Regions from separate parts of the Homo sapiens genome. Here region 2 is linked to region 1. Evidence: read pairs that join two places in POLR2A ChIA-PET (ENCODE). Cell type or tissue: HepG2. All regions are shown on one strand. Each heading gives the region's core, and the rest is flanking DNA. Links, peaks and the distances in the headings are about the cores only.

What was found. Peaks named below come from ENCODE experiments on the same cell type or tissue, not always from the same donor. Only the 100,000 strongest peaks of a DNase experiment are listed, where the experiment ranks them.
Region 2: POLR2A ChIA-PET joins it to region 1 with 12 read pairs; 4 of 35 experiments call an interaction of 5 or more read pairs at or near these places.

Annotation. Positions count from the first base shown.
Region 1 is chr9:14,861,955-14,877,869 of GRCh38, forward strand. FREM1 (FRAS1 related extracellular matrix 1) reads right to left here. Exons shown (of 37, transcript NM_001379081.2): 2 at 6,790-7,290; 3 at 1,855-1,949. The coding sequence starts at 7,023. Among named protein-coding and RNA genes, the nearest start is that of FREM1, 41 kb to the right of the region's middle. In HepG2, for the core only: no CTCF peak of the experiment used is centred there; a DNase peak (open chromatin) is centred at 7,387; H3K4me3 peaks cover 4,694 bases.
Region 2 is chr9:14,954,306-14,970,220 of GRCh38, forward strand. No RefSeq gene overlaps it. Among named protein-coding and RNA genes, the nearest start is that of FREM1, 52 kb to the left of the region's middle. In HepG2, for the core only: a CTCF peak has its summit at 7,485; a DNase peak (open chromatin) is centred at 7,326; H3K4me3 peaks cover 1,436 bases.

The DNA of each region.
Region 1 (15,915 bases), core at 2,732-10,731:
ATCCCCATGTTCCCTGCAACTCCCCACTACCCTTCCCACCCGCTCCGCGCAAGTTCTTTGAAGTTATTTGTTTTTTAACTCTAAAGTCTTAGAAAGATCAAATGGCCCTGTATGCTGATTTCATATCTTCCTAAGGAATCCTTGAGTGCCGCTTCATTTTCTCAACACAGCATTTTGTGACTCTCTTTTGGCGCTTGTTCTGCATCATAATTACCTGCTCATCTTTTGCCTTAGACTACAAGCACTAAAATAATCTGTGTATTCTCATCCTTTTGTTGATTATGCTCAACGTACAGCCTGGCCTGTAATAGGTGGTCATAAATGTTTGTAGAATGGTTCACTGTTCCAATGTCTTGTACAAAAGTCTTTTACATTAGTCTAATGCTTAAAGGAAATTCACACCAACATATCTAACCAAATATTCTTAAAAGCAATAAAAACCAAATAAAAAACCCTATAAAGGCCTACTCCACATACATCAGTTCTCAGTGACTTTTATGAAGTCAGATATACCATAATCGTGAGCTTAAATTTAAAATTAATTTTCACTGGGATATAATTCATATACCACAAAGTTCATCTTTTAAAAATATACAACTCAGAGTTTTTTAGTGTAGTCCCAAGGTTGTACAACCATCATGACTACCTAATTCCAGAAGACTTTCATCAACCCCAAAAGAGACATATTTCCCTTCCCCAGCCTCTGGCAACCACTAATCTACTCTCCGTCTCTGTGAATTTGCCAGTTCTAGACATTTCATACAAATGGAACAATACAATATGTGACACTTTGTGCCTGGCTTCTTTTACTTGGCATAATGTTTTCAAGGTTCATTCATGCTGTAGCCTTTATCAGTGCTTCGTTGTTTTTTTATGGCTGAATGATATTCCATTCCATGAATATACCACATATTGTTTATCCATTCATCAGTTGGATTTATTCCATTTTTTGGCTGTTATGAATAATGTTGCATTGAACTTTAAGTGCAAGTTCTTATGTAAAACATAAGTTTTCATTTTTCTTATATATATGCGTAGGAGAAGAACTGCTGTCTCCTACGGTCATTCCATGTTTAACTCCATAGTTGATTTTTAAAGAATTTTAGGCCAGTCATGGTGGCACATCCCTGTAATCCCAGCACTTTGGGAGGCGGAGACAGGCAGATCATGTGGTCAGGAGATCAAGACCATCCTGGCTAACACGGTGAAACCCTACCTCTACTAAAAATACAACAAATTAGCCGGGCGTAGTGGTGGGCGCCTGTAGTCCCAGCTACTCAGGAGGCTGAGGCAGGAGAATAGCTTGAACCTGGGAGACAGAGGTTGCAGTGAGCCGAGATTGCGCCACTGCACTCCAGCCTGGGTGACAGAGCAAGACTCCGTCTCAAAAAAAAAAAAAAAAAGGAATTTTAAATATTTAATATGTTTAAAAATGGAAGATATTGCACTTTCTGTAACTAAACAGCTGGTAACAAAAAAGAAGAATTTCATTCATTTTTGGAATATATTTTCTCCCTGATTTTCATTAAGAATTTGTAGTTTATAATTTCCATTTTCTACCATAAGTGGTGGGTTGGAACACCAGAGATACCTATATAAGGACACTAGAGGGAAACAGGATACGGCTAAAAATTTGCCACAGAAGAATCCTAGGGAAGATGACACAAGTGGAAATAACTGAAAGTTGGCTACAAATCTTGCCTGATCCACTCAGGCCTCCAGTTTCTGTTGATTACTTTCTTGTCTGGAATCTATTAACTCCCCTCATGACAATACATATCCACAAGAAAAGCCCTCATAAGAACACAGAATGGTTACTTGGCAGCAAATGAGCGATGTTCCCGTGCCGCTTACCTGTAAAGTCTGAGCTTCACTGTGTCTTCATCAAGAATTGGACAACCATTGTGAACATACTTGACTTCGTTGGGAAGGAAATGGCAGTCAAAGACCTAGTTCACATGAAGAATTGGATAAATATCTATGAGAAAATTGGTACAAGATTTAACATTTTGCCAGGAGAGCACTGCCTGGAGAAAATATGCTCTGTTAGTAATGTGTGTATGTGTGTGAGTGTGTGTGTCTTCACCACCACCACCTCTACCCTACCCCCATACCCAGTCACCATCCTACTTATACAGCTGTCTCTTGTTTTGAGAATATCTAAGTTGTGAAAACCAAAGCAGTTCAAGAAAATTAGTTAAGGGATGATTACGTCTCTAAATAAGTGTCTTTTTACCACCTAGAGTGCATTTAAAACATACTTTCATTTTTCGAAATTTTATTTACCCCTTTCAGGGGTTCACAGCAATTGAGTTAGAGAGTTCTTTCTGTGTGTCTGCATGAAAAGGCATGCTTTAACCCACCCACAAACACACTGTATTCTTTCTGTATATCTGTGTTCTCCTTTCATTTCTTTTTTTTTCCGAATAGTATTCTCATATTCAAAGATGAAGCCACTGACTATGGACACTACTGTGGTTAATCAGAGCCTAACATGACCCAGAGTTGTGTCTTGCATACTTGCAAAAAACTGCTTTCATTAGTTAGGCAATAGCAGAAATGGCAGATGAGAAAAACAGAAATCTAAAAGCAATTTCCTCTATTCAAATAAAATTATAATGAACTGTCTCAACTCACTCAGAATTATTAGGAGATTGTTAACTGTTATATTTTGGGAACCTGATTTTTAGAGGAAGAATCATCTCTCCCACCCATATCATGCCCTTCATTCTGCCCAATCTGACTCTGGTAGAGTTCTAATACCCTTGAGGTATGCACGCATGTCCACCATTGTGTTCGTGGTGTTTCGTCTGTACCTTTTCACAGCCTCAAACATTTTCAGACAACATAATTCACTCAGAGAAGACTTTACCACTAATACAAACGATTTTCTTTTCCCGCAGATATCATTGATTCCTCTTTTAAATTGACAACTAGGAAGGAGATAAAGCAAAGACCTTCCCCATATCATTGACAAATAGTCATGGTAATAAAGAGACAGTCTGCTTTGTTAAAAGAAACATCTGTTTTATGTTTCATAATATGTTTTCCTTTTATAAAAGGCGACAACCATAATTGTCCATAAATTTACTAACTAAAACAAAGGAGAGCTAAATCCTTTTCTAATTACTGTCTAGCTTTGTTTTTTTCCACTTCAACTGCTTTTCAATTACAATTTATAATTAAATTGTCACACATTCCTAGCTCATTACTCACTTTAATGACAGTAAAATGGTTCAAAGTAGAGATACTTTCTTACCGCTATATTTCCTATTCAAAAAAGCAAGTTTAGTGCTAACCTGGGGTGCTTTCCACCCAGCAAATTTCTTGCTTTGGGCTAGGTGTGAGAAGTGCCATGTGTGAGGGAGTCTTGTCCTAAAACATGAGGAAAACATATTGCCATCAACCTCATCTAATTGACTATATCAAGAGGGTTATCTGAACAGAAGGCACTGGTGTGCATCAACTGAAATCCCTTTCCAAATATTCAACAGGAAAATGAACCTGTTGATCCTAAGACAAACTTCAGTAATGAAATGAAAACACTAATTGAACAGATGTTAAACAAAACATTTTCTGTGCAAGTCACATGAAACTGTTCATTACACAGCAGGGTGTTGTTAATACAGTCGTCTTGCTAGAAATGGGTTCACATAAGCTTGGCTTTCAGCTTATTACTAAGCTCTATTAAAGAATAATGTTTAGGCTGTGTGTGTGTGTGTGTGTGTGTGTGTGTGTGTGTGTGCACATGCACTTAGCTATGCTTAATTTCTAAAACTCCATAAGGAACGAACCCCTAGGGAAGGACTGAACCAGCCTGCGTTAAAAACCAAGCACAAATTCAACAAAACAAAACAGACTTAGGAATCTTGTTTTTGTTGAAATTATGAGAATAACAAATAGGAACAATCACCTGGCAGTTTGAGAAACAAAGTTCTCCCATGATATAGATTTCTCTCACACACAGTTTTAATATTTGGCCAAAAAAAGTACTGAAACTCCATATTTTAATGAACTCCTTTACCACAGAATAAATATTAGAAGATATAAATCCCATACCGACTTTAGAGGCTATAAATCCATTTGAGATGTCATATTTGCCTCTGGAAATACATACACTAAGTATTCATGACTTGATTCTACTTTTTCTTAATGAGCAATAGCAGGCTAGGGAATCAGTATATTCAGAGGTGTTTCTCAGCAACCAAGGCAATTTGTGGTTTCTCCTCTATACTGTCTTTCTAGTAACTGGAGTTTTACCTTAAAATCAGAGAGTGTGAGATGGAGATGACTTGCAGGCCTATTCCAATCCTTGATTCTTGTGAACAAATGTTTTTTACCTAGTTCTAGTCACTTGGATCCCTTTTTGCTCCTCAGTGCCTTGGAGCAGGCCAAGCAATCAGGACCATTAAAACATCACTAAAGATATATAATGGGGACAATTTTATTTCTCTCAGAGAGACTGCCATATACGGTAAGGAGTCATAGGCCATTTGAGGTAGGGAGAGGAGAGCTCTCAGAGGCTGGCTTAGGTAACAATAGATTATCTCCAAATTGCCTACTAAGGAGAATCTGGTCATCTGCAGGGCTTTTGTTTTGCTCAGTTGGGCATGCATGCTTGAGGTCCAAACTGGAAGACAGCTTAGACAGCTTGCTCCTGCGAGCTACCAGTGGGAATTTTCCTTCTTCTCTTTTTCACAATATACTCAGGCCCACTTCTAAATAAATGTTGAATGATTTTTAAAAATATATTGATTGGAAGAGGTACCATATTATCAATCACCAGTCTTTATAAGACACCCATATGTGCCAGTACAGCCCTGGGTTCCTGCTTTATCAAACACCCCAGTCCTCTAGGATCAGGTGTCCTATTTTACCCTCTCTCAAAACTCTACAGGCTGCATTTTCCTTTCTTTTTTTTTTCAGACAGAGTCTCACACTATCACCCAGGCTGGAGTGTAGTGGCACTATCTTGGCTCACTGCAACTTCCGCCTCCCGGGTTCAAGCGATTCTTGTGTCTCAGCCTCCCGAGTAGCTAGGCTTACAGGTATGTGCCACTACGCCTGGCTAATTTTTGTATTTTTAGTAGAGATGGAGTTTCACCATGTTGACCAGGCTGGTCTCTAACTCCTGGACTCAAGTGATCCACCCGCCTCAGCCACCCAAAGTACTGGAATTACAGGCGTAAGCTACTGCAACCAGCCTGCATTTTCCTTTCGACCCCAGTCCCTGTAGTTGGGTCTCTATCACCCACTCCTGAGCTTATTTGTATTGCTTCCTCATCCTATGTAGCACATTGGGGTTCTAGTATGAGCAATCCCAGGTATCTTCTTTTTCCCTGACTCGTAAGTGCCAATCAAAACACATTCAGAATGCAAGTATAATTGGGAGTAACTGAGGAGACACTGCAACTACCAAACACTTGGGAATACAATGGCTAATATGTGGAGCCATTGTTGAATTCTAACATGTTTTAGATACCCATCTAAAGCTCTTTGACTGACGATAAAATCTTACAAGCAACTAGGCAGAGACATTTGGTTACTACCACATCAGAAATACCTGCAAAGTGAGACCCTCTTCCAAAGAATTCTGATGTGTTTCAGAATGGGTCTATAACTTGAAGTGTGGTAAATGGAGTGTCTAGAGACACCAGTTGAGCTAGTATCCATCTAAGTCTTTTTTTCTCTCTCTGTAATACCTAGTACCACTTTTCAATAACCTCGTGGATTAGTTTTCTTTAGCCAAATGAAAAGGAAATAAAGTTCATAGTTCAGCAAAAGAGAATGGTCCATTTTTCCAGAAGCAGCAGCAGCATCTAGTGTTGAATATTCTCAAGATTGTTTGCACTGGGAGCAAAGTTACAGGACAGTGGGAACAAGTAATAAAATCAGAAGCAATTTTTTAAAATTATGTATAGTGGTAACTCCTACTTTAAGCAAAAACAGTGTTAGAGAATATAGACTTTTTAAACCCAATGAATTAGGAGGTAACTCTTCACTCTACAAGAAGATTGACAATAGAATACCCTTAAATATAAAGGTCTCCAAGATTTTGATTAAAAGGAAAAAAATTAAGCAGATAATTTCAAAGAACAGTGAATATTTAAAGTGAAGTATCTTCACATCTCTTTTCTACTTCTTTTCCCTTACTCAGAAAAAATGTTTAAGTGATGTTAATAGATGAAACATCTTCAAGTTTTACCTTTGCTATGCTAAGGTCACAGGTATGTCCTAAAAATGTCTTGAAATCTTGATCTCTTATCCAAAGCCACTCTGACTGGCAATGGATGTGATAACTCGGGGCAGGAATAACTCCAATGTAATTCTCTTACATGATGCTTTGCGCTTTTTCCTGTATAATTAGCTACTCTATAAGGTCAAGCAGCTGGTGAGATATACCAGAGTTATCTTCAGGAAAGAGGAGAAATTGGAAAGACTTACTGAAACAGTGCATTATTAAGAAAAAAATTACATGCATCCATATTAGTTTGAACCTGATTTCCTCTATAAATGTTATTATAATCAGGATTAAATCCTGCTGGTTTCAGGCTTGTAATCTGAAGTCAGCCAAGAATGTTTAAAAATAGGTTTCACCTCACATAGAAAAGCAGCGCAATACTATGCCTACTAATTGCAAGTCCACCATTTCAAATGTGAACATCTTCTAATACTCGTCTTTGATGGCTTGAGGGGAGACATTTTACATCTGTTCTCTGTCCCCCCACACATTTTCATACACTTGCATTCATACACACGACTGAACAGAAAATCGCAGATAGGACCTACCTGTGGAGTGAGTTTCCCAACCCTCTGGGTTATTGGCTCATTCATCACAACTTCCACTTTGCAGGCATCTTTCTCTTTAGGGATGGCAAACTTCAGGTCATCTCCTGACAGGAAGGCAGAGTGGCCCTTCATCACCCTCACCCCGCGGTTGATGCTGATGAAGGTGGGGCTGGCCCAGGCCAGGAGGAGCAGCAGCAGCACGGCATTCGCAGCCCCCCAACTCAGAGAGTTCATGCTGACAGGGCCCAACTCTTCTCTGTCCACCGGCGAAATCCCTTTAACAAAGGAGGGCTTCTGTGCTTCCTCCTGGAGGGTCAGCTCATAGTCCAAGGGGCAGGGTGAGGGGTCCTGACAATGTGCCCCGAGATCTTAACATGCCCCTTTCATTTCAAAGTCAGACAAGGGGGCCTTTCAGGCAATCCCAGGGCTTTTAATAAAACTCGCTGATCACTCCTGACAACGCCGGCAAGATTAATGGGCTTCCCAAGTGCTTTTCTAATCCTGCAAATGGGAGAAGGGGTTGGAGTAAAGCGAGAGAGAGACCAAAAGGTTTATGTGGCTATTCAAAAGATCGCTACCAACAAAGGGATCTTTCAACCAGCCTATGAGTTCAGCTAAATTAAAAACAAATAAACTAACTTGACCTCTAGACCCATCTGAAAGGCAAAGCAGCCATTTCATTACCCTGCTTATAGCTCCTGCTTCCGGACTTGACATACCGCTTCCGGACTTGACATATCCCAACCGGGATGTCAACTGTGTGGTCCAGGAGGAAACAGCCAGCCTTATTGCCAACAAGTGTGGCTTTTGTTCACTGAGTTCATAGACAGTTGTCAAACTCTTTGCTTCCCTTTCCTCATTTGTTAAATGAGGATTATAATCTAATTTTTTTCAGAGAGCTGATAGGATTATTAACACATTGTTTGAAAACATGATTCATTCTAAATCAGTGCTACTTGGATAAGAAAGAAGTTTAATGATTTATCACACTGGGCACACTTCTGACTTTGCTGGGCAATGAAGACACCTAAGAAACATTTGAGTGGTAATTACAGAAAATATGCTTTTTTCTAAGTGAACATTCAAGTTTCTGTTTATGTGTGAAAGGGACTACGAATGAGGTGACATAGCTTCAGCACGCACAGCTAATGACACAGCATATGGACATGCGTATTTATACTATCTACAATGCTAATTACATTCCCATGTACTCAACTTGCACAAATAGAGTCTTTGTTTCCACTTTATCCACTTAGAATTTCATGATGATTTCTCTGTGTTCCATAAGAAATGAAAAGATTTTATCTAAAGTAAAATGCACTGAAATATATCCCTAAATTCCCAGTATAATTAGGTGAACAAATAGTGGTTTGTTATGCCCAAAGAAAGGCCTTCCATGTTAATAATTTCAATAAATTTCTGTGCATAACCAGTAGATACCAAAATGAATGTTTGTCAGAAGGTTGTAGAAGAACAAATGCCTCCATTATCCACATCTAATCTATTTCCATTCCCTTGTCACTGTTTGCAACCTTTCACTTTTGAGGCAGTGCCTGACTTGTGTCACCTGATACCTGAGGGGTGTACACTTTACAGAGCAGCCTGTTTTTTATGGTATCAGTCCCAGAGTAAAACTGTTCTCACACTCCAACTGACTCTATTGTCCACAATCAAGCTGACTTAGGTTGGCTTATTTGGGCAAGAATGCACATCTGGTTGTTTTGTTTTTTGTTGCTGTTGTCTTTGTTTTTTTTCTTAAATTTAAAATGCCTTTTATTATGCTCTGCAAAATGTAAATGTCACACACTTGGTAATATTCCTGTTACATAATCAGTGTATCCTTTTATCAATAGAAAAAATACCCTTAGAAAGGCTATCAATTTAATATGGTTTCTTTTTTTTATTTTAATTCATTTTATTATTATTATACTTTAAGTTTTAGGGTACATGTGCACAATGTGCAGGTTAGTTACATATGTAGACATGTGCCATGCTGGTGTGCTGCACCCATTAACTCGTCACTTAGCATTAGGTATATCTCCTAATGCTATCCCTCCCCCCTCCCCCGACCCCACAACAGTCCCCAGAGTGTGATGTTCCCCTTCCTGTGTCCATGTGTTCTCATTGTTCAATTCCCACCTATGAGTGAGAATATGCGGTGTTTGGTTTTTTGTTCCTGCGATAGTTTACTGAGAATGATGATTTCCAATTTCATCCATGTCCCTACAAAGGACATGAACTCATCATTTTTTATGGCTGCATAGTATTCCATGGTGTATATGTGCCACATTTTCTTAATCCAGTCTATCATGGCTGGACATTTGGGTTGGTTCCAAGTCTTTGCTATTGTGAATGGAGCTGCAATAAACATACGTGTGCATGTGTCTTTATAGCAGCATGATTTATAGTTCTTTGGGTATATACCCAGTAATGGGATGGCTGGGTCAAATGGTATTTCTAGTTCTAGATCCCTGAAGAATCACCACACTGACTTCCACAATGGTTGAACTAGTTTACAGTCCTACCAACAGTGTAAAAGTTTTCCTATTTCTCCACATCCTCTCCAGCACCTGTTGTTTCCTGACTTTTTAGTGATTGCCATTCTAACTGGTGTGAGATGGTATCTCATTGTGGTTTTGATTTGCATTTCTCCGATGGCCAGTGATGGTGAGCATTTTTTCATGTGTTATTTGGCTGCATAAATGTCTTCTTTTGAGAAGTGTCTGTTCATATCCTTCGCCCACTTTTTGATGGGGTTGTTTGTTTTTTTCTTGTAAATTTGTTTGAGTTCATTGTAGATTCTGGATATTAGCCTTTGTCAAATGAGTAGGTTGCGAAAATTTTCTCCCATTGTATAGGTTGCCTGTTCACTCTGATGGTAGTTTCTTTTGCTGTGCAGAAGCTCTTTAGTTTAATTAGATCCCATTTGTCAATTTTGTCTTTTGTTTCCATTGCTTTTGGTGTTTTAGACATGAAGTCCTTGCCCATGCCTATGTCCTGAATGGTAATACCTAGGTTTTCTTCTACGGTTTTTACGGTTTTTACGGTTTTAGGTCTAACATTTAAGTCTTTAATCCATCTTGAATTAATTTTTGTATGAGGTGTAAGGACGGGATCCAGTTTCAGCTTTGTACATATGGCTAGCCAGTTTTCTCAGCACCATTCATTAAATAGGGAATCCTTTCCCCATTGCTTGTTTTTGTCAGGTTTGTCAAAGATCAGATAGATCTTTGTAGACATGCGGCATTATTTCTGAGGGCTCTGTGCTGTTCCATTGATCTATATCTCTGTTTTGGTACCAGTACCATGCTGTTTTGGTTACTGTAGCCTTGTTGTATAGTTTGAAGTCAGGTAGCGTGATGTCTCCAGCTTTGTTCTTTTGGCTTAGGATTGACTTGGCAATGCGGGCTCTTTTTTGGTTCCATATGAACTTTAAAGTAGTTTTTTCCAATTCTGTGAAGAAAATCATTGGTAGCTTGATGGGTATGGCATTGAATCTATAAATTACCTTGGGCAGTATGGCCATTTTCACGATATTGATTCTTCCTACCCATGAGCATGGAATGTTCTTCCATTTCTTTGTATCCTCTTTTATTTCATTGAGCAGTGGTTTGTAGTTCTCCTTGAAGAGGTCCTTCAGGTCCCTTGTAAGTTGGATGCCTAGGCATTTTATCCTCTTTGAAGCAACTGTGAATGGGACTTCACTCATGACTTGGCTTTCTGTTTGTCTTTTATTGGTGTATAAGAATGCTTGTGATTTTTGTATATTGATTTTGTATCCTGAGACTTTGCTGAAGTTGCTTATCAGCTTAAGGAGATTTTGGACTGAGACAATGGGGTTTTCTAGATATACAATCATGTCATCTGCAAACAGGGACAATTTGACTTCCTCTTTTCCTAATTGAATACCCTTTATTTCCTTCTCCTGCCTAATTGCCCTGGCCAGAACTTCCAACACTATGTTGAATAGGAGTGGTGAGAGAGGGCATCCCTGTCCTGTGCCAGTTTTCAAAGGGAATGCTTCCAGTTTTTGCCCATTCAGTATGATATTGGCTGTGGGTTTGTCATAGATAGCTTTTATTATTTTGAGATATGTCCCATCAATACCTAATTTATTGAGAGTTTTTAGCATGAAGGGCTGTTGAATTTTGTCAAAGGCCTTTTCTGCATCTATTGAGATAATCATGTGGTTTTTGTCTTTGGTTCTGTTTATATGCTGGATTACATTTATTGATTTGCGTATATTGAACCAGCCTTGCATCCCAGGGATGAAGCCCACTTGATCATGGTGGATAAGCTTTTTGATGTGCTGCTGGATTCGGTTTGCCAGTATCTTATTGAGGATTTTTGTATCAATGTTCATCAAGGATATTGGTCTAAAATTCTCTTTTTTGGTTGTGTCTCTGCCAGGCTTTGGTATCAGGATGATGCTGGCCTCATAAAATGAGTTAGGGAGGATTCCCTCTTTTTCTATTGATTGGAATAGTTTCAGAAGGAATGGTACCAGCTCCTCCTTGTACCTCTGGTAGAATTCGGCTGTGAATCCATCAGGTCCTGGACTCTTTTTGGTTGGTAAGCTATTGATTATTGCCACAATTTCAGAGCCTGTTATTGGTCTATTCAGAGATTCAACTTCTTCCTGGTTTAGTCTTCGGAGGGTGTATGTGTCGAGGAATTTATCCATTTCTTCGATATTTTCTAGTTTATTTGTGTAGAGGTGTTTGCAGTATTCTCTGATGGTAGTTTGTATTTCTGTGGGATCGGTGGTGATATCCACAATATCATTTTTTATTGCATATATTTGATTCTTCTCTCTTTTCTTCATTAGTCTTGCTAGGGGTCTATCAATTTTGTTGATCCTTTCAAAAAAACCAGATCCTGGATTCATTAATTTTTTGAAGGGTTTTTTGTGTCTCTATTTCCTTCAGTTCTGCTCTGATTTTAGTTATTTCTTGCCTTCTGCTAGCTTTTGAATTTGTTTGCTCTTGCTTTTCTAGTTCTTTAAATTGTGATGTTAGGGTGTCAATTTTGGATCTTTCCTGCTTTCTCTTGTGGGCATTTAGTGCTATAAATTTCCCTGTACACACTGTTTTGAATGTGTCCCAGAGATTCTGGTATGTTTTGTCTTTGTTCTCGTTGGTTTCAAAGAACATCTTTATTTCTGCCTTCATTTCGTTATGTACCCAGTAGTCATTCAGGAGCAGGTTGTTCAGTTTCCATGTAGTTGAGTGGTTTTGAGTGAGTTTCTTAATCCTGAGTTCTAGTTTCATTGCACTGTGGTCTGAGGGACAGTTTGTTATCATCTCTGTTCTTTTACATTTGCTGAGAAGAGCTTTACTTCCAACTATGTGGTCAATTTTGGAATAGGTGTGGTGTGGTGCTGAAAAAAATGTATATTCTGTTGATTTGGGGTGGAGGGTTCTGCAGATGCCTATTAGGTCTGCTTGGTGCAGAGGTGAGTTCAATTCCTGGGTACCCTTGTTAACTTTTGTCTCGTTGATCTGTCTAATGTTGACAGTGGGGTGTTAAAGTCTCCCATTATTATTGTGTGGGAGTCTAAGTCTCTTTGTAGGTCACTCAGGACTTGCTTTATGAATCTGGGTGCTCCTGTATTGGGTGCATATATATTTAGGATAGTTAGCTCTTCTTGTTGAATTGATCCCTTTACCATTATGTAATGGCCTTCTTTGTCTCTTTTGATCTTTGTTGGTTTAAAGTCTGTTTTATCAGAGACTAGGATTGCAACCCCTGCCTTTTTTTGTTTTCCATTTGCTTGGTAGATCTTCCTCCATCCTTTTATTTTGAGCCTATGTGTGTCTCTGCACATGAGATGGGTTTCCTGAATACAGCACACTGATGGTTCTTGACTCTTTATCCAATTTGCCAGTCTGTGTCTTTTAATTGGAGCATTTAGTCCATTGACATTTAAACTTAATATTGTTATATGTGAATTTGATCCTGTCATTATGATTTTAGCTGGTTATTTTGCTCATTAGTTGATGCAGTTTCTTCCTAGTCTTGATGATCTTCACAATTTGGCATGATTTTGCAGTGGCTGGTACCGGTTGTTCCTTTCCATATTTAGTGCTTCCTTCAGGAGCTCTTTTAGGGCAGGCCTGGTGGTGACAAAATCTCTCAGCATTTGCTTGTCTGTAAAGTGTTTTATTTCTCCTTCACTTATGATGCTTAGTTTGGCTGGATATGAAATTCTGGGTTGAAAATTCTTTTCTTTAAGAATCTTGAATATTGGCCCCCACTCTCTTCTGGCTTGTAGAGTTTCTGCCGAGAGATCCGCTGTTAGTCTGATGGGCTTCCCTTTGTGGATAACCCGACCTTTCTCTCTGGCTGCCCTTAACATTTTTTCCTTCATGTCAACTTTGGTGAATCTGACAATTACGTGTCTTGGAGTTGCTCTTCTCGAGGAGTATCTTTGTGGTGTTCTCTTTATTTCCTGAATCTGAATGTTGGCCTGCCTTGCTAGATTGGGGAAGTTTTCCTGGATAATATCTTGCAGAGTGTTTTCCAACTTGGTTCCATTCTCCCCATCACTCATCACTTTCAGGTACACCAATCAGACGTAGATTTGGTCTTTTCACATAGTCCCATATTTCTTGGAGGCTTTGTTCATTTCCTTTTATTCTTTTTTCTCTAAACTTCCCTTCTCACTTCATTTCATTCATTTCATCCTCCATCACTGATACCCTTTCTTCCAGTTGATCGCATCGGCTCCTGAGGCTTCTGCATTCTTCACGTAGTTCTCGAGCCTTGGCTTTCAGCTCCATCAGTGCCTTTAAGCACTTCTCTGTATTGGTTATTCTAGTTACACATTCGTCTAAATTTTTTTTAAAGTTTTTAACTTCTTTGCCTTTGGTTTGAATTTCCTCCTGTAGCTCTAAGTAGTTTGATCGTCTGAAGCCTTCTTCTCTCAACTCGTCAAAGTCATTCTCCATCCAGCTTTGTTCCGTTGCTGGTGAGGAACTGCATTCCTTTGGAGGAGGAGAGGCGCTCTGCTTTTTAGAGTTTCCAGTTTTTCTGCTCTGTTTTTTCCCCATCTTTGTGGTTTTATCTACTTTTGGTCTTTGATGATGGTGATTTACAGATGGGTTTTTGGTGTGGATGTCCTTTCTGTTTGTTAGTTTTCCTTCTAACAGACAGGACCCTCAGCTGCAGGTCTGCTGGAGTTTGCTAGAGGTCCACTCTAGACCCTGTTTGCCTGGGTATCCACAGCAGTGGCTGCAGAACAGCGGATTTTCGTGAACCGCAAATGCTGCTGTCTGATCGTTCCTCTGGAAGTTTTGTCTCAGAGGAGTACCCGGCCGTGTGAGGTGTCAGTCTGCCCCTACTGGGGGGTGCCTCCCAGTTAGGCTGCTCGGGGGTCAGGGGTCAGGGACCCACTTGAGGAGGCAGTCTGCCCATTCTCAGATCTCCAGCTGCGTGCTGGGAGAACCACTGCTCTCTTCAAAGCTGTCAGACAGGGACATTTAAGTCTGCAGAGGTTACTGCTGTCTTTTTGTTTTTCTGTGCCCTGCCCCCAGAGGTGGAGCCTACAGAGGCAGGCAGGTCTCCTTGAGCTGTGGTGGGCTCCACGCAGTTCGAGCTTCCTGGCTGCTTTGTTTACCTAAGCAAGCCTGGGCAATGGCGGGCGCCCCTCCCCCAGCCTCGCTGCCGCCTTGCAGTTTGATCTTAGACTGCTGTGCTAGCAATCAGTGAGACTCCGTGGGCGTAGGACCCTCTGAGCCAGGTGCAGGATATAATCTCCTGGTGCGCCATGTTTTAAGCCCGTCGGAAAAGCACAGTATGAGGGTGGGAGTGACCCAATCTTCCAGGTGCCGTCTGTCACCCCTTTCTTTGACTAGGAAAGGGAACTCCCTGATCCCTTGCGCTTCCCAAGTGAGGCAATGCCTCACCCTGCTTCGGCTCAAGCACAGTGCGCTGCACCCACTGTCCTGCGCCCACTGTCTGGCACTCCCTAGTGAGATGAACCCGGTACCTCAGATGGAAATACAGAAATCACCCGTCTTCTGCATCGCTCACGCTAGGAGCTATAGACTGGAGCTGTTCCTATTCAGCCATCTTGGCTGCCTCCCCTTTAATATGGTTGTTGAACTTTGACAAGATACAATATTTTTTCCATTCACATTTGGCATCTAACGCAACAGCACATTCAGGGAGAGGAGAGGCAAGAAGATAGGTAGATGTCTCCCAAAACTGGGAGGTAAGGGGGAATCTTTGCTTTCTGAGATTTAAACTAATTAACACATGGAGGCTGCAAGGACTCCACACTCCTGCAGTCCTCTTATCTCACTCTATCCCACTTTGTCTCCTTACCTGGTTCTTTCTAGACTCCCTGACTCTTTAATGCTGGGACCCTAGAGTCCAGTTGTAGGACCTGTTTTGTATCTACACTCATTCCTTAGTGATCTCATTCCTTGGCCTTAAATACCACCTATGTGCTAATGGACCTCAAACTTACACCTCTAGCCTGGACCCTCTTGCTTAACTCTAGATTTGCACATGCAACTGTCTGCTTATCATCTCTGGGTGGTGTATAAAAGACATCTCACACTTTATGAAGCCAAAATTGAGCTCTCAATCTTCCCTCCCTCAGTCTTCCTTACCTTAATTAACAGCAACTCCAACTTTTCAGTTGTTCCTTTCTTCATCACACATTCTAAATCTAGACAAAAAATCTTGTTGTTTCTTTATGGTAGACAGATCTTAGGTGACCCCCCAAATAATTCCAGTCTCCTAGTATCCAAAAGTTCCTTCCCCTTGAGTGCCAGCAGAATCTGTAACACTTCCAACCAACAGAATTGAACAAAGGTGATGGGTGTCACTCCTATGATTACATTTTGTTATACAGGAGACTCTCTCGGCAGACTGGAACCAGGGGCTCTCCTGCTGAACATGAAGAAGCAAGCCTCCATGGATTCTACTGTCACAAGGAAATGAATCCTGCCAACACCCTGAATGAGCTTGGAAGTGGCTTCTTCCTAAGTCAAGCCCCTGGATAAGAATGAAGGCCGTCAACATCTTGACTGCAGCCTGGTGGCAACCTAAAGCAGAGAACCCAGCTAAGCCATAATCTGACCCCAGACCAAGGGAAATTGTGAGATAAATTTGTAT
Region 2 (15,915 bases), core at 4,049-12,048, 94 kb after region 1:
CAATGCTATCCCCATCAAGCTACCACTGACTTTCTTCACAGAATTAGCAAAAACCACTTTAAATTTCATATGGAACCAACAAAGAGCCCAGAGAGCCAAGACAATCCTAAGCAAAAAGAACAAGGCTGGAAGCATCACACTACCTGACTTCAAACTATATTACAAGTCTACAGTAACCAAAACAGCATGGTACTGGTACCAAAACAGAGATACAGACCAATGCAACAGAACTGAGGCCTCAGAAACAATGCTACACATCTATGACCATCTGATCTTTGACAAACCTGACAAAAACAAGCAATGGGGAAAGGATTCCCTATTTAATAAATGGTGTTGGGAAAACTGGATAGCCATATGCAGAAAACTGAAACTGGACCCCTTCCTTACACCTTATACAAAAATCAACTCAAGATGGATAAAAGACTTAAACATAAGACCTAAAACCACAAAAATCCTAGAAGAAAACCTAGGCAGTATCATTCAGGACATAGGTATGGGCAAAGACTTCATGGCTAAAACACCAAAAGCAATGGCAACAAAAGCCAAAATTAACAAATGGGATCAATTAAACTAAAGAACTTCTGCACAGCAAAAGAAACTATCATCAGAGTGAACAGGCAACCTACAGAATGGGAGAAAATTGTTGCAATCTATCCATCTGACAAACGGCTAATATTCAGAATCTACAAGCAACTTAAACAAATTTACAAGAAAAAAAACAAACAACCCCATCAAAAAGTGGGAGAAGGATATGAACAGACACTTCTCAAAAGAAGACATTTATGTGGCCGACAAACATGAAAAAAAGCTCATCATCACTGGCCATTAGAGAAATTCAAATCAAAATCACAATGAGATACCATCTTACACCAGTTAGAATGGCAATCATTAAAAAGTCAGGAAACAACAGGTGCTGGAGAGGATGTGGAGAAACAGGAACGCTTTTACACTGTTGGTGGGAGTGTAAATTAGTTCAACCATTGTGGAAGACAGTGTGGCGATTCCTCAAGGATCTAGAACTAGAATTACCATTGGACCCAGCAATCCCATTACTGGGTATAGACTCAAAGGATTATAAATCATGCTACTATAAAGACACATGCACACACATGTTTATTGTGGCACTACTCACAATAGCAAAGACTTGGAACCAACCCAAATGTCCATCAATGATAGACTGGATTAAGAAAATGTGGCATATATACATCATGGAATACTATGCAGTCATAAAAAAGGATGAGTTCATGTCCTTTGCAGGGACATGGATGAAGCTGGAAACCATGATTCTCAGCAAAATATCACAAGGACAGAAAACCAAACACTGCATGTTCTCACTCTCAGGTGGGAATTGAACAATGAGAACACTTGGACACAGGGAGGGAAACATCACACAACAGGGCCTGCAGGGGGTGAAGGGCTAGGGGAAGATTAGCATTAGGAAAAATACCTAATGTAGATGATGGGTTGATGGGTGCAGCAAACCACCATGGCATGTGTATACCTATGTAACAAACCTGCATGTTCTGCGCATGTATCCCAGAACTTGAAGTAAAATAAAAAAAGAAAAGAAACAGAAAGAAAACACTAAAAAAACAAAACAAAACAAAAAACTAAGAATTTTTTTAAATCCACATATAAAACAATGACAAATCTTCTGAAAGGGGCAGAGAAGTAAAAAGCCAAATGTTATAGGAAAGAGGAAGGAGGAAAAAAAGGTCAAACTCACTGGAATGAGATAGCATTAGGAAGAGATGGTCTTCCTAACATCGATTGATAAGTTAGCAAGCAAACTGCTAATATAATAGCGGAAGTGGTTTCTAAGAAAGACTGATGAATGAAACAAAGAAAGAGAATGGAGAAAATAAACAAAACATAATTACCTAAGCTCCTCCAGTTCTTTGTCCCACACTTTCTTCTACTCCGGAGAGGGAAATAAGAACTGATATTTTAATAAAGTTCGCCTGAGCTGCCTGGCTGTTCCAGCCTCATGACCTTTGCCAGAACTTAAAACAGCCTCCAAAACATTTGGCCTTTATCAGAGCTTCAGTGGATTATAAAGCAAACCATGTGTCCTATTTCATATCTAATCACAACTCACATAGGCCTTTCAGCTAAATCATAGTATCTTGGAAACTTCCAATTGGAAACAGTCATTTGAACATCTTGTCTGGAGGCAGGGAAAAGTGCACACACCCTATATAGTCTAGCTATTTGCTATGTTTGGTCTTAAATGCCTCAGGGGATGTGATTTTTTATTCTCCTCTTTGAGATATAGTCTGTCATTATTAGGACCCACTGTCAGGAGATTCTTTCTAATGCTTGCCTTCTGCTGCTAATATCTCATATTTCTCATTAGTGAGTATCTCCACCACTCTTAGAGGAGGAGTTTCCCCACCAGGAAATAAGAAAGATACCATGACAAATGTGGCTGGGGATTCTGGGGAGAACTTAGAAACTAGAGGCCAAAATATGCTTGGAAATAAATAGGTTAGGTTTCCTCCTTGTTCTGTAGACACCTTACATTGACTCCCTCATCCCCCGGGACTTCTCACTTTCTCACCTTGCATATTCTATTTTTATGTTTATATTTCTACCTCTCCCATTAAAATGGGAGTATGCAGCAGTCATGGTGGACACAATATATGATAACTGTGTGTGATTGTGAAAAGAAACTTAAATTGCATTAGTATGGGGTTTTGCTGGGTAATTTTGGTTTCTAGACATGGAAAGGATAATTCATATCATAACAGAATCATTTTAGGGCCAGGCACCAGAGTGATCCATAAGTTACCCAAATATCAAACAAAGAGCCGTGTGTTATTCTGGCCAGAAAGCTGCAAGCAGCCATTGAGACTGTACCAGCCCCAAAGCTCTGACTCTTCAGACAGATGGACCAGGAAACTCTACTGAAACTTACTGATACCCCAGCCTTGCCTCATGCTTCAGTGGGAGAAGCCAAGCCTTCCAGCATCCTTTCGCCACCAAATTCCCAGCCCATCTGTGTCCATGGCTACCTCTTGTTACTTCCTTCCTGTTAAGAGAATCAAAGGCCACTTCATGCTTTGGGCCAAGATCCTATTCCCTCTCTCACTACAGAAAGCTCATTCCTTCAGTTTCTTGTTCCCCATCCAGCAGAATCTTCTCTGCTCCCCATCAGCATTGCATATGCTCCAGTATCTCCCAGCTCAAAACACATGCAAACCACCCCCCATTTGACCCCACAGTCCTGTAAGTGCACAGCCTCATCATCTGTTCTCTTTCTCAGACAGTACTCTCACAATATGTTGTCTGCAAACATTTTCTGCACTTCCTCTCCTCTGATTCGCTCTTCAGTCCTCTGCAAATCACCAAAAGGCACCAGAGACCTCCATTTTCTCAAATCCAATGAACAATTATTTTCTCAAAAAACAACCTTCTTCTTTATGAAACACTCTCTTCACTTCCTTGCACTTGTCAAAGAAAAACCAGAGCTGGATAGTAGTTGAAGCAGTAAAAACAGCTTTTATTCAGGACTATTGCAATAGGGGGAAAGGAATCTCGGTGTAGAGTTGGGCTCAATTCCAAACACAATATAGGCAACTGGGAATTCACAGCCAAGGAGCAGGGTGAGGGTCTCTGGATGGAAAATTACTAACAGGGAGCACTGGGGAAAAGGGGACTCTGGCTATACCTAACTAATAGGAATCTTGCTAAAGACAAAGGAAGGTGATCAGACATCACTTGGGGGATGGTGGAGGATAGGAGGATTAGATAGATATCAAGGTGATCAGATAGGGAGGACAGGGTGGAGGGGTTCTTAATAAACTGGCATGGAAGGGGTTTTGCTAAAATTGGACTTTATAATTACAGAGATGGGTTCAAACAAAGGTTCAGGAGCCGGATTAAAGTTTGGTCAAGCACATAATCTTTTCCACACTCTCTTCTTTTTTTTTCTTCGCATCTCTCAGATTCTTTGTCACTCTCAATTGCTGGCCCCACCTCTTCCACCCAAACTGTGGGAGTGGCTCAGGACTCAGTCCTACGCCTACTCCTTTTCTTACACTACCCTGTGCATAGAGAATTCCATCTAATCCCATAATTTTAAATAAATATGCCAATGCCTCCAAAAGTTCTATCTCCAGTCCTGATCCTCTGGGCTCCAGAACAATCTACAACTGCCCATTTAACATTTCCACGACTATATCTGAGAGATATCTCAAACTTTAGATGTCCATAACAGAACTCTTAATTTTCCAAGTCTTCCCCCAATGTTCACCCAACCAAGCCACTCCCCAGCCTTTCCTCAGATGCTACGGCCTCTCCCCAGTTTCTCAAGCCTGAAGTCTGAATCATTCTTGACGCCCTTCTTTTCCTACTCCCTACATCTAACTCAACTTCATATCGTGTTGATTTAAAATCCAAAACATATTTTAAAATCTGTCAACTTCTTTCCATCTTATATCTTGTAAATGGTCTCCTTGCACCCATTCCTGTCCCTTCTCATACATTTCCACACATCAGCCAGGTTATCTTTAAAAACCATCTGACTACATTAGTCCTCTGCTCATCCTTGTATTCCACATGGAATATTAATTCCTTACCACTACAGCCTTTCATGATGTGGTTCTATCTGCCTCTCTAACTTCCCTGTGGCTCCCTGCACTCTGGCTTCATGGGGTGCACTGCAGGAAAGCTAAGAACCACATTTCCCCCAATCCTCCTTGCAGCTAGAGACCAGCATGTGATTTAATTCTGCCAGTTAGAAGCACCTGTCTGAGACTTAGCTTTGGGCCTGAGTTTAGTAGGGGAAAGAGAGAGACAAGATGATGTGTACATTTTGTTGACCAGAATCAGTGTGGATCTGCAGTCATTGGCTTCCAGATTTGGTGGTTTGCTGCAGTATTAGCAGCTTTCCCAATCACAGAAGAAACAGTATGGTTCCAGGAAATGCTAAGAGCAGATTTTCTGGAAGCTCTGCCTACACTCTCAGCTTTAGGGTTTCCCCTCCTGCTCTTGCAATGGCTTAGTAAACCACTGAGTACCTGATAAATCTCTTCTTCCTGAAACTAGCTAAAATGGCTTCTATTTCTGCAATTGAACTCTAACAGATGAACTGACAGACTGAGTTATTTAACTGAACTAAGACTATGGTTTAGAAAGTAAAGTTTTTTGATCATTCTGCATGAATTTGAACCCCCATTCCAATACTTACACACTATATGACCTTAGATAAATTGCTTAATCTCTCCAGCTTCAGCTTTACTCATTTGTAGAATAGGAATAAAAATAGTATTTTGGCCCAGGCATAGTGGCCCACACCTGTAATTCCAGCACTTTGGGAGGCAGAGGTGGGATAATTGCTTGAGGCCAAGAGTTTTGAGACCAGCCTGGGCAACATAGTGAGACCCTATCTCTGCAAAATATTTAATTTTAAAAATTAACTGGGCATGGTGGTGTGCACCTGTATTCCTGGCTACTTGGGGTGCTGAGATGGAAAGATCACTTGAGCCCAGGACTTGGAGGCTGCAGTGAGCTATGATTGTACCATAGCACTCTAGCCTGGGTGACAGAATAAGACCCTGTTTCTAAAAAAGCATAACATTTACCCCAGAAAGTGTTTGAGGATTAAATGACATAATAATGGTAAAGCACTTAATATAGTATCTGGCATATAATAAGAGTTCACTAAATGTTAACTTTTATAATTACTATGATTAAGTATTATTATTTCCTTACCCTGGCCCTTGCAATTTGCTCTTCCTTATGCTGGGAGTGTTTTTCTGTCTGAACTACCCCAAGTTTACTCCTACTTATCCTTCAAGTTTCAGTTTATCTAGCACTTACCCAAAAATTACTTTCTTGGTCCATTTCAACTATACCACCCCCACTAGTTTTTTCTCATAATGGCGTTTTTCCCTCAGAGAACTCATGAAGATTTGCGATCATGTATTTTTTTGTATGTTCGTGTATCTACTGCTAATTCCCCCATGGAGCTACAAGTTTCAGGAAGAGGAGTCATGACTGCATGTGCCCCATCAGGTGCCAGCACCCAGCTTGACATTTTGCTCCATACGTAAAGGACCTCAGTAAATGCTTTTCAGATGAATGGCCCAGCCCTCCTGGTGGCAAATATAACAGAAATTGCTAATGATACAGAGAAATGCATCACCAACACATTCTAACATAAAGAACACAGGTTTTCTTTGCCATGAAACAGCCCAAAATAAACTCAAGGAACTATCTGTAAATATTCTTTATAATATTAAGCTACCTGTTGATAGTACTCTACAGTTTTCCAAGCCCTGTTACATGTATGTATGTATGTATGTATGTATGTATGTATGTATGTATGTATTTTGAGACAAGGTCTCACTCTGTTGCTCTGGCTGGAGTGCAGTAGTATGGTCACAGCTTACTGTAGCCTCAACCTCTTGGGTTCAGGTGATCCTCCCGCCTCAGCCACCCAAGTAGCTGAGACTACAGGCACATGCCACCACGCCTGGCTAATGTTTTTCATTTTCAGTAGAGACAAGGTCTTGCCACGTTTCCCAGGCTGAACTTGGCTCAAGCGGTCCTCTTGTCTCAGCCTCCCAAAGTGCTGAGATTACAGGTGTGAGCCACTGCACTTGGGCAGATATATTAATTCTTTTAATACTTATGACAAACCAATTACCTTTTGATTTCATCTTACAGAAAACGAAATGGAATCTCCAAAGGGTGTGAATCATGCCTAACATAACACAAATAGGAAGCAGCACATTTCATGAATCACCGACCCTGGCTTTGCCACTTTTTGCTGTGTGGCCTTGGGCAAATTGCTCAACTTCTCTGAGATGTTTTCCTCATCTGTGAAAAGGAAATAATAATAATACTTTTGTTGTGAAGATTAAAGATTATACGTAGAACATCTGAGATGTGCACTGGGTAAACAACAGAGAACCCAGATGTTATCATTATCATCATCATTGTTACATCGCTCAGTTTCACTCAGCAAGATGGCAAATCAGGTTTCTCTGAGGCAGGAGAATAGGATCTGGAGGCAGGGAACCTAAGGCCATTTCACACAGACTTCCTAGAACCAAATTGAAAGGAAAACCCTTACTTTCCATGCCTAAGTAATAAAAGGACAAGAGGCTACTCCCTTTGCAAACCCCCACCTTTGCTCCGCAGCAAATGGGAAATTGGCTGTCCACAACCAATCAGACTGACGGCAGGCCAACTCTTCGTTTGCATAGAAGTGCAGCTTTGTAACTTCACCTTACCCTGTGATTGATTGCTTTTTGCAGCCAATCAGATGTTTGCACAGGAGTGTGACCTTTGTAACTTTAATTCAGCCTCTCATTGGTTGCTTTGCACAACCAATCAGACTGACTGCGGGCCACCACTTCATCTACATGAGGTGACCACCAAGGGGCCAATGGGAAACCTGTAGAGGGTGTTTGAAGCCGAGAAGATGCTGTATCTTGGACCTTGAGCCACTGCTCAGGCCTTCTGCCACACTGTGGAGTGTACTTTCATTTTCAGTAAGTCCCTGCTTTCTTCTTTCATTGCTTCCTTCTTCCTTTGCTTTGCTGGGTGTTTTGTCCAATTCTTTGTTCAAAACACTAAGAACCTGGACAACTCGCAGTCAAGATCCTCTAATGGTAACATCTCCACAAGATCTTTAGATTCTAGACCATTGAAACCTTAGAATGACATGCATCCTTCACTTTGTTAACTGACAGAGTTAGTCCCCACATATCCAGCACAGATACACAAATCAGCTTGTTTCATCTCTGCAATTCGATTTTCACTCCTTGATTGTAGGGACTAGAAAGCCTCATTTTTCTAGGGTGCTTTGGATGTAGGTTTTGATTATTTATCAATGAATGAGTAATAAACAAGAAAAAAAATTGCTATGGACAGGAAGTCCAAAGAGCTTCAAAAAACCAGTCCTATTTCAGAAAGATTTCCATAAGGGAGATGATCCAAATCAGAGCCAAAGGTCCTGGGCCCCACGCTCAGAACTTTTTAAGCCTTAGGCCAGAAGAACCAAATAGTCCTGTGTTCTGTTTCTGGGGAGAAATCAACTCTCTGATGAGTACACTGTTAGGCAGAGTGCCACAAACAACAATTGCGGTTTTTGCTGTCACTCAGACTGACCTGGTTAAACCATTATGGAGCAGGTATGACTAGCACAGGGAACTCAGTGAAGAGAGGACAGGTGGCAAAAATTAGGAGACCAGGTAATAGGAGTGAATCCAGAGGTTCCCATTTTCAGCATCCTCTAGATACCATCTGCTATAACCACAAATAAATTGTACACAACAAATGCTTTCAAAGGGATTATGAGTGTTCCCGGTTCCTCCCCCAGGACTATGACTTCAACATCTTGAATATCCATATTAATAAGGATCCCTGGTTTTAATTCTACAAGATTGACCACAATATTTCCTGTTTGCAGCTCAGCTGAACACAATGGATGGGATTCAGAACTCCTACTCCCCCACGATACCATGTCTCAGGGCTTGAAGGGGCTTCCCATTGAGGTCCCAGGCCATTGTGTTTCCACACTGACAAGTGAAAACCCCTTCACAGTAGAAAGACTACTCAGAAATGGTGGAAGGCAGGGAATTTGTCACCTACATTATGACCTTAAACCAATCTCTGCTGTATTGCTTCAGAATTTCATATCTTAATCACAAAAATGCCAGCTTCTATGCTGCGAAATCAGTTAATGACTTAACATAAAAACAGCCTTACATTTTGCCAAGCACTATGCTAGATTTCAAGGAAATTAACTCCTTAATCTTTATCACAACCAAGTGAAGTAGGTACTATAATTATCTCTATTTTACAGATGACAAAATAGAGGCTTAGAAAAGTTAAGTAACTTTTTGGAGGTCACACAGCTAGTTAGCAACAGAAAGAATACTCAAACTCAGGTCAATCTGACCTCAAAACTATCCTTAGTAGATTTCTATACAAGGTTCTCTCATTTCCCTAGGCCACACTGGGGAGGGTCTGCAGCTTCACTCCTGAAGCCAGCGAGACCAGAGACCCATCGGTAGGAATGAACAACTCAGGACACACCACCTTTAAGAACTGTAACACTCACTGCGAAGGTCTGCAGCTTCACTCCTGGAGCCAGCAAGACCACAAATCCACCGGGAGGAAGGAACAACTCAGGATGCACCACCTTTAAGAGCTGTAACAATCACGGCAAAGGTCTGTGGCTTCACTCCTGAGGCCAGCAAGACCATGAACTCACCAGAAGGAAGAAACTCCGGACACATCTGAACATCTGAAGGAACAACCTCCAGACACACCATCTTTAAGAACTGTAACACTCACCGTGAGGGTCCACGGCTTCATTCTTGAAGTCAGCGAGACCAAGAACCCACCGGAAGGAACCAATTCCGGACACAATATCACCCCCTCTCCCTCCCTGAATATTACGAGCCATATGACAGGGGTGTGTCCACCCTCAGCCATATGGAGCATAATATCACCACCCTCTCCCTCTCTGGATACTATGAGCCATATGACAGGGGGTGTCCACCTCCCACCATATGGGGTGTAATATCACCTCCCTCTCCACCCCGATAAGGGGGGTGTTTACACAGCGTGTCTACAGTATTGGGAGTAATATCATATCCCCCTTTTGAAATTATGAACAATATGAGAGGAGGGTGTACAGCACCTGCGATATTGGGAGTAATATTATCCTCTCACTTCCCTAGATATTAAAACAAATCACAAAAGAGGCGTACACCCTCCACGATATTGGGAGTAATATCATCCTCTCCTCCCCTGGATATTAGGACAAATATCACAGAGGGGTGTACACCTCTTTCTATATTAGTATTAATATCACCCCCTCCCCACCTTGATATTAGAAGAACTATCACTGGGTGTATACTCCCGATGCTGGGAGTAATATTATCCTCTCCCCCCGCCCAGATATTAACAATATCAGAGGGGGTGTATACCTTTGCGATATTGGGATTAATAGCATCCCCTCTCCACCTGGATGTTACGAACAATATCACAAAGGGGATTGTACAGTCCCTGTGATATTGGGAGTAATATTGTCATCTCCCGTTTTAAATATAATGAACAGTATCACAAGGAGGGTATACACCCCTGCCATATTGGGAATAATATCCTCTCCTTTTGTAAATTTTAGGAACTATGTCACAGGGGAGGTGTACACCCCCTGCTATATTGGGAGTAATATCATTCTTTCCTCCCTGAATACTAAAAACAATACAACGGTGGGGATGTACACCTGCGATACTGGGAGTAATAACATCCTCTCCCTTACTGGTTATTAGGAAAAATATCACAGAGGGTGTGTACACCCTCTGCGATATTGGGAGTAATATCATACAGTACCCCCCTGGATATCAGAGACAATATCACAGGGGAAACGTACATTTACTGTGATATTGGGAGTAATGTCATCCTCCTTCCATTGGATACTGGAACAATATCACTGGGAGGGTGTACAACCCATGTGATATTGGAAGGAATATCATCCTCTTACCTCATGGTTATTAGAAACAATACCATGGGGGGGTGTGCACCTTCTTCAATATTAAGAGTAATTTCATTTTCTTCCCTCCTGGCTATTACAAACAATATCACAGGGAGTTGTACAGCCCCTGCAATACTGAAAGTAGTATCACCCTCTCCCTCTTTGAGTATTAGGGAAAACATCACAAGGGCGGTGTACACTTTCTGCAATATTGGAATTAATATCACCCTCTCACCCCTTGGATATTAGGAACAATAGCACAAAGGGGGTGTACACCGCCTGTGATTTTGGGAATCATTTCATCCTCTTCCCTTTGAATATTAGAAAAAATATTATAGAGCGGATGTACACCCCCTGAGATATTGGGTGTAATATCATCCTCTTCCCCCCTGGATTTCAAGAACAATATCACAGGGGCATGTACACCCTGCAATATTGAGAGTAATATCATCCTCTCCCCACCTGGATATTAGGAAGAATATCATGGGGGGGTGTACACCCCTGCGATACTGGGAATAATATTGTCATCTCTCTCTCTAAATATTAGGAACAATATTACAAGGAGGGTATAAACCCCCTTGTAATATCATCCTCTAGCTTTCTGGATATTAGAAACAACATCTCAAAAGCGGTATACAATCCCCTCAATATTAGGAGTAATGCCATCCTCTCCCTCCCTGGATATTAAAAACAATATTATGGGGGCAGGATGTAAACCCCCTGTGATATTAGGAATAATATCATCCTCTCCCCCTCTGGATATTACGAACTATATCACAGGGGAAGTTGACGCCCCATGCGATTTTCGGGGTAATATCAGGCTCTCCCTTTTGAATACTGGGAACAATATCACAAGGGGGTGTACAACCCCTGCAATATTAATAGTAATGTTATTCTCTCTCCCCCTGGATATTAGGAACAATATCACAGGTGGGGTGTACACCCTGTGCCATATTGGTAGTAATATCTTCTTCTCCCTTCCTGGATATCAGAAATGAAGTCATGGGGGGTGTACACCTGCTGCAATATTGGGTATAATAAATTCCTTTCCCCCCCTGTATATTAGAAACGATACCACAGCAGGGGTGTACACCCCATGCGACATGGGGAGTAATAGCATCCTCTCCCCTACTGGATGTTAGAAACAATATCACAGGGGCGGTGTACAGCCCCTGCGATATTTGGATTAATATTATCATTTTCCCCCATGAATATTAGAAACAATATCACAAAAGGGGTGTACACCTTCTGCGATATTTGTAGTAATATCATCCTCTCCCTCCCTGGATAATAGGAACAACATCACAGAAAAGGTGTACACCCCCTGCGACATTGAAAGTAATATCATCCTCTCTGCCCGTGGAAATTAGGAATATTATCACAGGGGGGTGTACACCCTCTGCGATATTGGGAGAAATGTCATTCTTTCCCAATCAGGATAGTACGAACAAAACCATGGGGGGCGGGGTGTACACCTTCTGCTATTTGGGGAGTAATATTATCCTTTTCCACCCTGGCTATGTAGAACAATATCACAGAGAGGGGTACACCCGCTGTGATATTGGGAGTAATATCATCCTCTCTCTTTCTGAATATTAGGTACAATATCACAGGGTTGTTTACCCCTTCTGCAATATTTAAAGTAATATCATCTTCTTCCCCCATGGATATTAGAAACAATATCACTGAGAGGGTGTACACCCCATACAATATTGTAAGGAATATCATCCTCCACCCTCATGGTTATTAGAAACAATATCGCATGGGGGGTGTACACATTCTCTAATATGGAGAGTAACTTCATCCTCTATCTCTCCTGGATATTACAAACAATATCAGACAGGGTTGTGCATACCCTGTGATATTGAAAGTAATAACCTCTCCCTCTCTTAATATTAGGAAAAATATCACAAAGGGGGTGTACACTTTCTGTGATATTGGAATTAATATCACCCTCTCAGCCCCTGGATATTAGAAACAATATTCCAGTGGGGGTGTACACCCTCTGCGATATTGGGAGTAATATTGTTCTCTCCCCCCACTCGATATTAAAAACAATATCACAAGAGGTAGTGGACGCCCTCTGCGATATTTGGAGTAATATCATCCTGTCCCCACCCCCACCTATTGGGAACAATATCACAGGAAGTGTGTATAACCCTTGCGATGCTGGGAGTAATATCGTCCTTTTTGCCCCTGTATATTAGGAACAATATCACAGAAGGGTGTAAATCCCCTGAAATATTGGGGGTAATATCATCCTCTCCTCAGAAGGATGTACACCCTCTGAGATATTGCGAGTAGTATCATCCTCTCACCCCACGGATAGTACAAACAATATCACAGGGGGGTGTACACACAGGGTGCTTACGATATTGGGATTGATATCATCCTCCCCCCTCCCAGATACTGCGAGCAATATCACAAGGGACTGTACACCTTCTGCCATATTTGGAGTAATATCATCCTGTTTCCCCCTGGATATTATGAACAATATCACAGAAGGGTGTACATCCCCTGCGATATTGGGAGAAATATCATCCTCTCCCATTCTGGATATTGCAAACTATAACACAGGGGGTGTAAATCCCCGGCAATATTTGCAGTGATATCATCATCCTCTTCCCCCCGGATGTTACAAACAATATCACAGGAGGGGGTACACTCCCTGGAATATGGAGAGTAATATTATCCTCTTTCTCCCTGGATGTTATGAACAATATCACAGGGGGTTGTACACCTGCAGCAATATTGGGAATAATATTATCCTCTAACCCCCTAGGTATCATATCCCTTCCTGGATATTATGATATCATAGAGAAGGGCACACCCCCTCCGATAGGGGGAGCAATAACATCCTCACTCCTCCTCAATATTAAGAACAATATCACAGAGGAGTCTACCCCTTCTGTGATTTGGGGAGAAATGTCATTTCCCCCTCCTCTGGATAGTACAAACAATATCGCTGGAAAGTGTATACCCCCTGCAATACTGAGAGTAATATTATCCACTCCCCCCTCGAATATTAGGAACAATATCACATGGGAGGTGGACACCCCTGCAATACTGGGAGTAATATCATCCTCTCCCGTTGGGAATCACTCAGGATGGTGGCAGAAATATTAAAGGGAAATATTAGAGAAAGTTACAGGGAAGAGTCACAAACCTTTTGGAAGGTCGAAAGGTTACCTAACTTGTACTAATTGAACAGGCTGAAGGCAGCCGGATCTCACCTTAGAGCATTAGGTCATAGGGCAAATACTAGGGACAACAGAGGCTTCCCCAGGTAAGTCTGTTTACCCTACCTCCATTAACTAACCTTTGAGCCAGATGGCCCTCTGGCGGGGAGGTAGACCAGGGAAACTGCCCCCGATGGTATTTACTTTAGACCTTGGTACCTGAGCTTTAAACATTTGTAAAACTACTCTCTTAACCATGTTAATTATCCACAAGTGTGTTTACTCAAAGCTTCTGTTGTTAATTCTATACTAAATAAATGCCTGGAGTATGAGCTCCTCAGGGTATCAGTGAATGAAGAACAAATTAATGAAAGAAAGTGAGAAGACAAGTTTAGGGAAAAAAGAGCAAAAAGAAATGAACAAAGCCTCCAAGAAATATGGGACTATATGAAAAGATCAAATCTACATTTGATTGGTGTACCTGAAAGTGACGGGGAGAATGGAACCAAGTTGGAAAACACTCTGCAAGATAATATGCAGAAGAACTTCCCCAACCTAGCAAGACAGGCCAACATTCAAATTCAGGAAATACAGAGAACACCACAAAGATACTCCTCAAGAAATGCAACCACAAGACACAAAATTCACAAAATTGTCAGATTCACCAAAGTTGAAATGAAGGAAAAAATGTTAAGGGCAGCCAGAGAGAAAGGTCGGGTTACCCACAAAGGGAAGCCCATAAGACTAACAGCAGATCTCTCGGCAGAAACTCTACAAGCCAGAAGAGAAGTGGGGGCCAATATTCAACATTCTTAAAGAAAAGAATTTTCAACCCAGAATTTCATATCCAGCCAAACTAAGCTTCATAAGTGAAGGAGAAATAGAACACTTTACAGACAAGCAAATGCTGAGAGATTTGGTCACACCAGGCCTGCCTTACAAGAGCTCCTGAAGGAAGCACTAAACATGGAAAGGAACAACAGGTAACAGCCACTACAACAACAGGTCAAATTGTAAAGACCATCGAGGCTAGGAAGAAACTGCATCAACCAACAAGCAAAATAACCAGCTAACATCATAATGACAGGATCAAATTCACACATAACAATATTAACCTTAAATGTAAATGGGCTAAATGCCCCAATTAAAAGACACAGACTGGCAAATTGAATAAGGAGTCAAGACCCATCAGTGTGCTGTATTCAGGAGACCCATCTCACGTGCAGAGATGCACATAGGCTCAAAATAAAGGGATGGAGGAAGATCTACCAAGCAAACGGAAAGCGAAAAAAAAAAAAAGCAGGAGTTGAAATCCTAATCCCTGATAAAACAGACTTTAAACCAACAAAGATCAAAAGAGACAAAGAAGGCCATTACATAATGGTAAAGGGATCAATTCAACAAGAAGAGCTAACTATCTTAAATATATATGCACCCAACACAGGAGCACCCAGATTCATAAAGCAAGTCCTTAGAGACCTACAAAGAGACTTAGACTCCCACACAATAATAATGGGAGATTTTAACACCCCACTGCCAATATTAGACAGATCACTGAGACAGAAGGTGAACAAGAATATCCAGGACTTGAACTCAGCTCTGCGCCAAGCAAACCTAATAGACATCTACAGAACTCTCCACCAAAAATCCACAGAATATACATTCTTCTCAGCACCACATCACACTTATTCTAAAATTGACCACACACTTGGAAGCAAAGAACTTCTTAGCAAATGTAAAAGAACAGAAATCACAACAAATTGTCTCTCAGACCACAGTGCAATCAAATTAGAACTCAGGATTAAGAAACTCACTCAAAATCGCACAACTACATGGAAACTGAACAACCTGCTCCTGAATGACTACTGGGTACATAACGAAATGAAGGCAGAAATAAAGATGTTCTTTGAAACCAATGAGAACAAAGACACAACGTACCAGAATCTCTGGGACACGTTTAAAGCAGTGTGTTGACGGAAATTTATAGCACTAAATCCCCACAAGAGAAAGCAGGAAAGATCTAAAATCGACACCCTAACATCACAATTAAAAGAACTAGAGAAGCAACAGCAAACAAATTCAAAAGCTAGCAGAAGGCAAGAAATAACTAAGATCACAGCAGAACTGTATGAGATAGAGACACAAAAAAACCCTTCAAAATATCAATGAATCCAAAATATCAATGAATCAAAATATCAATGATCTTTTTTGAAAAGATCAACAAAATTGATAGACTGC